2 separate regions of the Mus musculus genome follow, and region 2 is linked to region 1. Evidence: chromatin loops called from intact Hi-C (ENCODE). Cell type or tissue: heart. All regions are shown on one strand. Links, peaks and the distances in the headings refer to the core of each region. The heading gives the core; the rest is flanking DNA.

What was found. A loop is a pair of places that touch in the nucleus more often than their neighbours do. Peaks named below come from ENCODE experiments on the same cell type or tissue, not always from the same donor. Only the 100,000 strongest peaks of a DNase experiment are listed, where the experiment ranks them.
Region 2: a loop joins it to region 1, with 5 times the contacts of the local background. A loop is called at or near these places in 22 of 42 quality-filtered maps.

What each region holds. Positions count from the first base shown.
Region 1 is chr7:24,887,954-24,893,323 of GRCm38, reverse strand. It overlaps Rps19 (ribosomal protein S19), which reads right to left. Exons shown (of 6, transcript NM_001360119.1): 4 at 4,859-5,042; 5 at 4,363-4,417; 6 at 3,513-3,583. The coding sequence ends at 3,557. Among named protein-coding and RNA genes, the nearest start is that of Rps19, 6.0 kb to the right of the region's middle. In heart, for the core only: no CTCF peak of the experiment used is centred there; a DNase peak (open chromatin) is centred at 2,683.
Region 2 is chr7:24,947,717-24,953,086 of GRCm38, reverse strand. No RefSeq gene overlaps it. Among named protein-coding and RNA genes, the nearest start is that of Gm36809, 4.1 kb to the left of the region's middle. In heart, for the core only: a CTCF peak has its summit at 2,629 (motif pointing right); a DNase peak (open chromatin) is centred at 2,626; H3K4me3 peaks cover 368 bases; H3K27me3 peaks cover 5,000 bases.

The DNA.
Region 1 (5,370 bases), core at 198-5,197:
ACAAAACAATACAAATACCCCCAAACCAAATCAAATCAAAACAGCAAAAGGGAGGTAGAGGCAGGAGAACTGTCATGAATTCCAGGATAGCCAGAGCTATACAACAAGACCCTGACACAGACAGTTAGACAAACAAACAGACAGACAGAACAACCCCCCAAATAGGGGCTAGAGAGATGTTAAGAGCATGTTAAGAGCATGCACTGTTCTTGTAGAAGACAGGGGTTTACGCCCCGAACTCACCTGTAGTGGGTTACAACTGTCTGTAACTCCAGTTTCAGACAGTCTGACTCCCAAAGGTACATGGGCACATGCACACATGTAGTGCACACACACACATACACAAAGCATCTCCCCCAAATAAAAATAAAAAAATTCGAAAGAGGCTTTAGGGGGGCAGCTGAATCATGAAGAAAACAAAAACTACACGATACTTTTGGTAGGGAAAATGGCAAAGGAATTCCAAGGTACGTTTGTAAGAGGAAAGCCAGCCTTTGTAGAGAGGCTAGCTGAAAGCCACCGAGCAGGGAGGAAGTCAGTGGAGAAATGGGGAGGAGAAAAAAACTGGTGTAGATGATGCAGTTGACTTAGTTTTCTCTTCTGTTTTGTGTTTTTCGAGATGGGTTCTCAGTGTAGCCCTGACTGTCCTGGAACTCACTGTGAAGACCACCAGGCTGGCCTTGAACTCATAGAGATCTGCCTGCCTCTGCCTTCTGAGTGCTGGGATTAAAGGTGGGTGTGCCACCATGCCTGGCAGTTGACTTGTTTTTCAAAGGCAAAAAAATGTCACTGTATGCTGTTTGGGGACAAAGGTAGAGATGAATGTGCACACCACATCATGCTTACCTCCTGAGGAAGAGGACTGGGTGGGGCTGGAGAAGGACACAGCTGGATTCACCCACCTTTAAAAAGAAAAGCCAAAAAAAAAAAAAAAAAATGCTGGAAGGTAATGTGTGCCTTTAAATCCAGCAGAGGCAGGCAGAATTTGAGGGCAGCCTAGTGTACAGAGTGAATTCCAGGACAGCCCCACAGCTACGCAGAGAAACCCTGTCTCAAACAGAACAAAACAAACACAAAGTTTCATTTTCATTTAATGTGCATGGGTGTTTTGCCTGCGTGTATGCTGTCAGATCCCCCTGGACTCAGAGGCCATATAGATGAAGAGAATAGTACCAGGGACCTCTGGAAGAACAGCAGGTGGGTTTTTATGTTTTGGTTTTTTGAGACATTGTTTCTGTGTAGTCCTGGCTGTCCTGGAACTCACTTGGTAGACTAGGCTGGTCTTAAATTCAGAGATCCGCCTGCCTCTGAGGGCTGGGATTAAAGGTGTGTGCTACCACTGCCCATTGTGGCAGGTGTTCTTAACAGCTGAGCCATCTCCCCAGGCCCTAATTTTGACTTTGCAGTGGTTTTGTGTGTGTTTATTCCTTTTTATGTTTGCTTCTGTGGAACTCTGGGCTCCTCCTGTGCCAGACAAGAGATCTGCTACTGAGTTACAACTGATTTTCTTTGTATAACACTTTTTTCCTGTTTGTCTTTTGACAGAGCTCTGGCTGGCCTGGATCTCCCTATGTAGACCAGGCTGTCCTCAAACTTGTGATTCTCTTCTTTGCTTCCCAGTATTGTGGGTGTATTCTGCCATCCCTGACTCCCCTGTTACTCCTTAGGCTGGGCATTTTAAAGATTTACTGTTACTTTTAATTGTGTATAGGTGTGTGGGCCTGCACATGGGTATGTGCACCTGAGTGAAGTGTCTGAGGCCAGAGGCATTTCATTCCCTAGATCTGGAGTTACAGCAGAGTCACCTGACATGAATGCTAGGAACTAAATTCAGGTCCTCTGGAAGAGCAGCAAGTATTCTTAAACCCTGGAGCCATTTTCCCAGCCATGGGTGGAGAGCTTTTGCAAGGCTGTTTTGAATACTGTTTTGCATGCCTGGAATGTTTCATAATTCATAAACAAGTCCATGATGGCGTACACCTTTAATCCCAGCACTTGGGAGGCAGGCAGATTTCTGAGTTCGAGGTCAGTCTGGTCTACAAAGGGAGTTCCAGGACAGCAAGAGCTATAGAGAAACCCTGTCTCAAAAATAAATAAAATAGGGCAAGTGGCTACACTTGGTGGTTGATTGTAAACCCAATACTCTGAAGGTGGAGGCAGGGGTTCCAGGCCATTCTAGGCTACACAGTAATTAACACTGCAACTGGGCTGTTAAGATGGTTCAGTGGGTAAGAGCATTTTGAAGGTTCTGAGTTCAAATCCCAGCAGCTACATGGTGGCTCACAATCACCCATGAGATCTGACGCCCTCTTCCAGTTTGTCAGCCAGTGTGCCTATCTTTGGGCTGGACCAAATCGAGCAGGTCCTAAAAATTCAACCCTCAACAACCACACGAAGGTTCCCAACCATCTGTACAGCTAGCGTACTCCCATACATAAAATCTTAATTGCAGCAATTACATGATTCTTCAGTTCAGCTGAGCCTATGTAGGTATGAACCCCCTTCCATGAGCTTGGTGTACCACTAAATGCAGTTGGCAGTTCCTGAAGATTCGTTCCCCTTCTGTACTACAGGCCCCAATGTTGTGGTAGGGGCCTGCTCACACAGGACAGCTATCTTGAGCACCCCCAGTTCCCAACGAACTAGGAGCTGGAATTTAACTTGTTCAGCAGTGGCTAGCAGCTGCCACCTAGTGGCCGAAGAGTGAAGCTGCAGCTATGCCTACTCGGCCAGGTAGTTTATCCAGTCATGGCTCAGCTGAGCAGAATGTACTCATGCTAGAGGGAATTGTAGGTGCCCAAGGTTGACCGCGTGGCCATGTGATTCTCAAAGCCTTAGAGCATTCAGCAAATCACTATGTGACTTCTCTTCAAATGCTTCAATTCAACACTTCAGAGGATTGCTGGGCATGGAAAACATCTGCAAACTGCTTGGCATGCACTTCACACTGGGAGAGGCTGCACAGATCTCATGTATAAGAGTCAACAGCCACTTCCAGCAAGGACTTAACAAGGGCTCTTCTGGGAGCCAGTTTTACCTGGCATCAACCTGTTAGCTTGGAGAAATAAGGAACTGACAGGGAACATCTAGCACCTGGGATGCGTCCATGACCAACTGAGCTGGGTTAGACTTCTGCTCAGAGGCCCAGCACACTCGATACAGCTTACTTGGTTAAATCTGCTCAACCGCACTTGGGGCTACACACAGCATGGAGGAATGGCTCCATCTTTAGCACAGGGACTGACTGACTGGGGAGGTCACTTTCAACTATACAGTTTTTTCTCAATTACCACCACAGATGCACAGCCTTGCCCTAACACTAATGCCACAGCTCCACTGGTGTCTTGAGGACAATCACAATTCCTCTACTCCTAAATGAAGCCAAGAGACCCAGACCAGAGCTGGATGGTGGCTGCAAAGGCGAGGTGATCTAAGTTTAAGGCCAGCCTCAGCAGGATGATAGCTAAGGACACCCATGGAAATCGTTTTGAAAACCAAAACCAGATCCAGACCAGGATTATGAATGAGGCAATTTATTAACCCAGCATCCTTTGTTCTAATGCTTCTTGTTGGCAGCTGCCACCTGTGGGAAGACAGAAAGATCAGGGCGGGGTCAAGGTTTGTCATAGCTCACTGCATCCATGCCCTCAGCCCCACTGTTGCAGACACTTCTGACTCTGTAAATTATACACAGGGCTCAAGCTTCTGCCCTTTGTCCTGAGGGGATGGGTTTGCCAATGTTTGGGGTCAGGCTCTTTTTACTAAGACTCCAAGTTAAGGGCTAAAGCCTTCCAAGACCCTTAGGTGGTAGAGTCTCTTGTAGAGAGAAAATTAGGCACGGAGTGCCTGTCAGATCCCAGGGCTCCTCTTTACACCACTGCTGTTCAGGGTGAGCATCACTTTACATGGAATGTGGTAGGAAGGAAGTCACTCTACAAAGTCTGGGCCTGAACCTGTCTGCCACATCTCTACCCCATCCCAAGCTGTGTAAACCTGGTGCCTGGTACTAAGGAGGAAGAGTGGCTAGAAGCCCTAACACCAAGTATCTGTACGGGACTACAGGTCTAAGTTTATAGAAGCCTCATACCACATTGGGCACCCAGTCTCCAGCAATTATAGTATATCTTATTTTTTTTAATTTTTTCCCAAGACACGGTTTCTCTGTATAGTCCTGGCACTCACTCTGCAGACCAGGCTGACCTCCAGAAATCCGCCTGCCTCTGCCTCCTGCGTGCTGGGATTAAAGGCGTGCGCCACCACCGCCTGGCTAGTATACCTTATTTTTAACCCCTTCCCAGTGTGGCCTCCAGCCCCCCCCCCCCCCCGCTCTGTTTCAACAGACGCATAACGTGCACCTCTCACCTGTCCAGCGATCCTGTCCAGGTCTCTCTGTCCCTGAGGCGTCAGCTTGCGGCCCCTGTACAAAGAAAAACAAAACAAAACAAAACAAACCCTGGATGAGTACAGCCCACCCCCCCAGGGGTGGTGCACAAACAAAGTACCAAGTGATGGAACTGCACTGTGTTTGCCAAGTCCCACTTGTGGCCAGCCACATCCTAACGAGCCCGGGGCAGGAGAGGGAGACCCTTGGGAGTTGACGGGGTGTCGTTTGTGCAAGCATTAGATCAAAAGCCCCGAAAAAATCAATTGGGAAAAGTTAACGAGTAGGCTAATGAAAGCAGACAGTCGCTAAATTACCTTCCCAGAGTCAGAGCAAGTCAGCCAGAGAGGTCTGGGTGAGGCCCTCCCTTTTGCTTTCTGAAGGCCCCATACCTTCATTTATAGGGAGGTCCAACAACCCCACCACATGCCACCAGCAGGCAAAGACTACCCCTGGCCCAGCCACAACCCTGCATACCCATCTTGGTCCTTTTCCACCATTTTCAGCCCCTCCAGGGCTTGGAGGACCCGGCGGGCCACACTCTTAGAGCCTCTGCTGAAATGGCTGGGTCTGACACCGTTTCTCTGCCGTCCTCCATAGATCTTGGTCATGGAACCAACCCCAGCACCACCTCGGAGGTACAGGTGCCGTGCTGTGGAAGCTGTGGGTGGGGCAAGAGGGAGCCTGAGGTCACCTGCTTGTCCTTCACTGTGTGAAATTAGACAACTGTGTAACTGAGACCATGTACCAAAACTGGTGTTTGACACCCCTGGATCTTTGCCCCTCACCAAGACTGGCCCCATGTTCTAGATAAGCCTCATCAAGTGTGGCCATACCCATGTGCCTGATGCAGGCACTTTCTGTGGTGGGCACCTCAAAACTTGTAATGTGCCTTGCCTCAACCATGGGTCGAGCAAGGATTATTGTCCTGTGGGCACTCTTCTGGCCTATCAAACCAGCGTCAGGAAAACCCAAGGCACTGAGCTGAA
Region 2 (5,370 bases), core at 162-5,161, 60 kb before region 1:
GTGTGTGTGTGTATTGGAGTTGTATGCATGTTTTGGAGTTTGTGTATGCATGTGAATTTGAGTCCAGGTATGCGTGTGGACACACGTATGTTTGGATCATGTGTGTCAGGGTTTGTGTGTGCACAGGTGTCTTGAGTCCTGGTATGCATGGGCCCCGGTATGTTGGGTGGTGTGTGCGCTGGTGCACATGCAGGATGTGTGTGTACATACCCCCCTGTGTGAGCATGCTGTGTGTGGCCAGTGATGCCTAGCAGCCTGGTGTCCCTAGACAATAAGGATCTTGGGGCCCCAGCTGTCTCCCTGAGCATTCCCTGGAGAAGGCAGAAATATAGGTCCAGGGAAAGGCCGGAGAGAGAGCAACCTGGCCCAAGTTCATTTGTCCACCTCCTCCTTGGTCTGCCATTGCTAGAGGGGCAAGGAAGCTGGGGCCAGGACAGGCCACCAGGCCATGGGCATCGGTGGGGTGGCTGGCTGGGCGGCCCCGGTGTGAGCTCATACATCAGGGCTGACAGGCTCCGAAAGCCCCGGAATTAAAACCTAAATCGAATATTGATCACCCGCTCCGGCCGTGGCGTCCACGCCGCCCCCCGCCCCCCCAGCTGCTTCACACTTGCTCCTTGCTCCCAGTGCTCAGAGTCTCTGCCTTCACTGTCTTTCTCTCTGTCCTTCCCCTCGATTTCTTCTCCCTTCCCCCTGCCCCTGGCCTTCCCTTCTGTTCACTCTTCTTTGGTCCCAGTGAGTACCCTGTCGACCAGTGACAGAATCAGAGGGAGGGAGGGAGGGAGGGAGGAAGAGAGAGAGAGAGAGAGAGAGAGAGAGAGAGAGAGAAACAGGCCCAGACACAGAAATGGTTAAACACAGACACACAGACAGACTGGGTGACCAGAGAACGCTGACACACTGACAAATGCAGACTGATAGACACAGGCATCACTGCAAGTCACTCCCTGAGTCACATACTGACAACATCCGCCTCACAAAAATCCTGCTCACAGTGGTGGTGACACTCCGATATAGGCCTGCAGACACCTACAGGCCACTGGTTTACACACACACACAAGGTCACACAGGCATGATGGGGTGGTGACATAGACAGGCATTCATGCAAGCTACACAGACAGAGAGAGACAGAATCAGAGAGCATAAAGTGTCCATGCAGACAGACAGACACACAGAGTGACAGAGGACACAGACACACCCCTGCACCCCCCGTTGCCCAATCATCTTTTCACTTCCCACCCTAGACAGCACCCCCAGTCTGAGTCTAAAACCCAAAAAGGTCCCCTGTACAAGGGAGGCTCCTGCACCTCAGCCTTATGTATCCCCAAGAACTGGGGCTGGTGTAGGTGGGCAGCGGAAGACTGTCAGTCCTCTATCTGAACCCCCATAAATGAGGAGAGGGATCCCCGTGGACAGAGGCAAGGACAGCACCAAGGTCACCCTGTCCAACTGGCCAAGAAGCTAGGCCTCTGTCCCTGATACCACCTGTGGGATGGAGGCCAGACAATAAGAAGGACTTCCTGGGCCATGAAGGTTGGGAAGAAGGGGAAACTCGGGGTAGGCAGGGGTGCTGCCCCGGCCCCCACCCCCACCCTGAGAAGCTTCCTAGCTGGGGTGGGCGGCAGCAGAGGCAGGCGGTGGTGGCGGCTGCCGGGGAGAAGATGAATCTTTCATGAGTGATTTGCGGCCGCCTCTTCTCGTCCCGTGTTGTTTAATGTTTCAATTTGGGCGAAAGCAAAACATTCAATCAGGCGGATTAAGTGCGTAATGCGTCTCATCGCTCAATCTGTCGCCTCCGCCGGGCAGCCCGCCGGGTGGGGGGGGGGGGACTGGGAGGGGGTTGGCAGGCAGAGACCCCAGGCCAAGGGAGTCCCTGTCCCCAGCTCTCCTCCTAGGATTTGCCACCAGAGCCCCTCCACTTGGACGGTCTCACCAGACTGCAGGGTCTCAGAATCCAGGTCTAGCCTCCTTTGCCCCTCCCCACACCACCCTCTGCTCCATCTCCGGCTCTCCACTTGGCTTTGGGGGGGGGGTCTAGCATCATAGCCATATCCCCCCCCATCTTTGTCCACTTCTTTCCTGTCCTTCTGGGCGTGCGTGCCTGATTCTGCTTCAGTCTATGTGTCTCTCCGTGAGTGTCTGCCCTCTGTCTGACTCCTCTCTGACTATTTCCTGTAGCTAGCTTCTCTCTTCCTTCTCTGGATCTGTCCCCAGTGTTCCTTCACCCCCAACTCTCTCACTCAGCCCCATGGCTCTCTGCCTCACAGTATCCCTACAGGTCTTGCATCCCATTCCCTGGCTGACAACTTTTGATACTCTCAGTCTCTGTCTGCTGCTCCTGAGACCACCTCGGGCCAGACTTCCTCATCTTTATTCCTCCCTCTTCCATGACTCCCCAGCCACACTTGTCCTTTCCTCTTTGGAAACGAGTCTGTCAGTCCTCTGCCTGATCCTGTTCATCTGTCCATGTTCATCTCGGTCCCTATCTCTCCATCTATCTCCACCCCACCCCCCTTTCCTTCTCTATTCTGTCTTTACTGGGGCTAATGGCTCTCTCTAGCTTCCCTCTTGAGCTACCATGGTCAGCAACCGTCCCTTCGGGGACCCAATTTCCATGTCCGCTAGGGGGCAGCAGGCCCAGGCTTTACTGCTGGGGAGGACCTCGGAGGCTGAGGGGCTTTCATGTGGATCAAGTGGTGTCCAGGCTTCAGGGCTCCTCCCCCAGACTCTGAAGTTCAGATCCAGCCTCCTCCCTCAAACCAGGAGGTCCAGACCTCGGCCCTCCTCCCTCAGACCCACAGCGTTTTCCTGGAGTCCCCCTCCCCCATCTCCTCCATCCAGGCAGCCTTTGACCAGCTCAGGGATAAATGGAAATTTCAGCTGGGGGACTGACAGGCTCTAACCAGAAATGTTGTCACTACTGCCTGTGACTGAGACCCCATGGGGACAGCCAGGCCAGGGCCCCATAGTGTGCGCAGGCACAGGGCTTGAAATACACACAGATGGGAGTCCAGGAAACCAGACTGGAATGTTTGCACAGATGCCAGGACATAGGGACACACATGCAGTGACACCACCCACCCCCAACCACAGCATCCAAAGGCCACTCCATCACCCCCTTCCCCACCACCACATACACTGAGCTTCTGCCCATCAGAGCAACTTTGGAGAACAGTATATTCCTAGCATGAGTGCCGCCCCCAGCCCATTGCAGACCCCACAGCTTTGCATCTGCCCCCCCCATGCTATCCCTTCAGCTTTTACCCCTGCCCCTTCATGCCCTTCAGGAACCATTCCTGTACAGCTTGGTTCCCTCCTCTCCTACCCCTGCTCTATTTCTTGCTCCAGCTCCCTAAATTTCCCTCATTCTCAGGCTCCCTCCCTCCCCACATATCTCTGTCCTTTCTTTCCGTCTGTTTTTCCTGCTGCTTTCTTTGATCTGGCCTTTGTCCCCATTTCTCTGAGTCACAAGAACAAGCTGCTAACACCTAGGACATCCTCTTGGGAATCCTCTTGATGACTCTGTGCTGTACTTTCTTATTGTCTGTCTGTCTGTCTGTCTGCCTGCCTATTCATCTGTCCGTCTGTCCATCTGTCTTTGTGCTTGCTTTATCTTGCCTGTATCTCTGAGTCCCTGTCTCCACCTAACTAAGCTCCTGGCTCCCAAGTTTCTCCCCCCTCCTGTGCATCCCTGTCTCCTAGCCTCTGTCCCTCTATCTCCCATCCCTGTCGCTCTGTCCATCCATCTCGATCTCCCTCCCAGCCCCTCCCTCCCTCCCCCCTCTCTCCCTCTCTGTCTCACTCTTCGCCTCTCTCTTTTCTCTCTCAAGTGTTTTCAATTTTATTCTGAGTGGAATTAACTACCCCTGATGTCAAATTGCCGCCGAAATCGATAATAATATCTTTACAAAAGAGGATATTCTTCTCTCGGAGAACGGCCTCTGAAAAATGGAAAATTTAGTCGAAATTGATTCATTACTTGACACTTTATAGAACGGCTGCGTATTGATCGCACCTGTCATGTCCCATCTCCCCTAATCGAAGCTGAAGGCCGGCTCCGATGCCTGCTATTTTTCATAATTCCACCGCAGCCGACAGCTCCACAAACACCGCGCTCTCGCTCAGCCTCCACCTCCCGCGCTAGCCACCGCCGCGCGCGCCCTCGGCCTGGCCCTGGCCCCACGGCCGTGCCGTTCCAACACCGAGTCCCTCGGTCCATCTGTCCATGGAGTCCCAGGATGCCCTCTGTCTGTCCTCCCTCACCCGAGGCCACTCTCCCTTGCCTTCTTTCTACTCTCCCGGCCCCACCCTGGCCCTAATCTGTCTGTCTGTCCTTCCCTAGGCTCCCCCCCCCCCATACCTCTTTCTGTCTTCGGAATGTCTTCCCACCCCCATCTGTCTGTCTGACCCTTTCCCCCCCACACACACTCCTTGCGCTTCCTGGCGTCTCCTTCTGCCCCTACCTCCACCTCCCATGGTCCCTCTGGAGCTCTTAGGTCAGGGTGGGTGTCAGTTGTGGGTTTTTTTTTTGGGGGGGGTGCCACAGCCTGCAATTCCCTCCCCCATCAGACTCACTCCCTGAGTCCGACATTCACAGTCAACCTGCCTCAATTCCAGCTTCCCCATTCCTCCTAACCATTCCTCTGCCTCTTGAGAGTCCCGGGCTCCCTCCAGCCTCCTTCCCTACCCAGTGAGGTACACTGTGCTTGGCCCCAAGGTACTGAAAATCAGACATAGGCCCTGGCTTCAAGGAACCCAGAGCCACTCAGGGATGTTGTTGTCAAGATCCTCCAAAGGGTTTGGGGTGATAGGGATGGTAACATGGGAGTTCAAAGCTGGGGTGCTGATGCAGCTGGCACTGTCCATAGTGTCCAGGTGGACTACCCACACCCTGGAGTCCATGTACCCCAGACCCACTTCCAACACCATTCAGCTGTGGAATAGTGGGCAAGAGATGTCTGTGCCTCAGTTTCCCCATTGGTAAAATGGAGATAATGCAGATGACAGTATATACGTACCTCATAGGTTGTGAGAACTGGGTTAATAGCACACAGCATGCAGGTCTGTGGTGCAAAGGGGACCCACAGAAGTGTTCACCATTCTGACTACTGTCCAGTGTGGAAGGACCAGACTCATTCAGTACCCAACAAGCCTTGCTTCTGCTCCAGTGGCCTCAGGCTGCTGTGGGGGAGGGGTTGGGACAATAGGTTCTCAGAGGTGAGAAGTTTCATCACTGTTAGCTGCTCCCAGAGGCAACCTTCAAGGAGGTCAGTTCCCAGAAAGCTTCCTACCTCGCCCCTTAGGGGCTTTGAGGTTTAATGGTCATCATAGCTCTCAGATGCCCTCTCTGTCTGTGGCAAAAACTCGGTC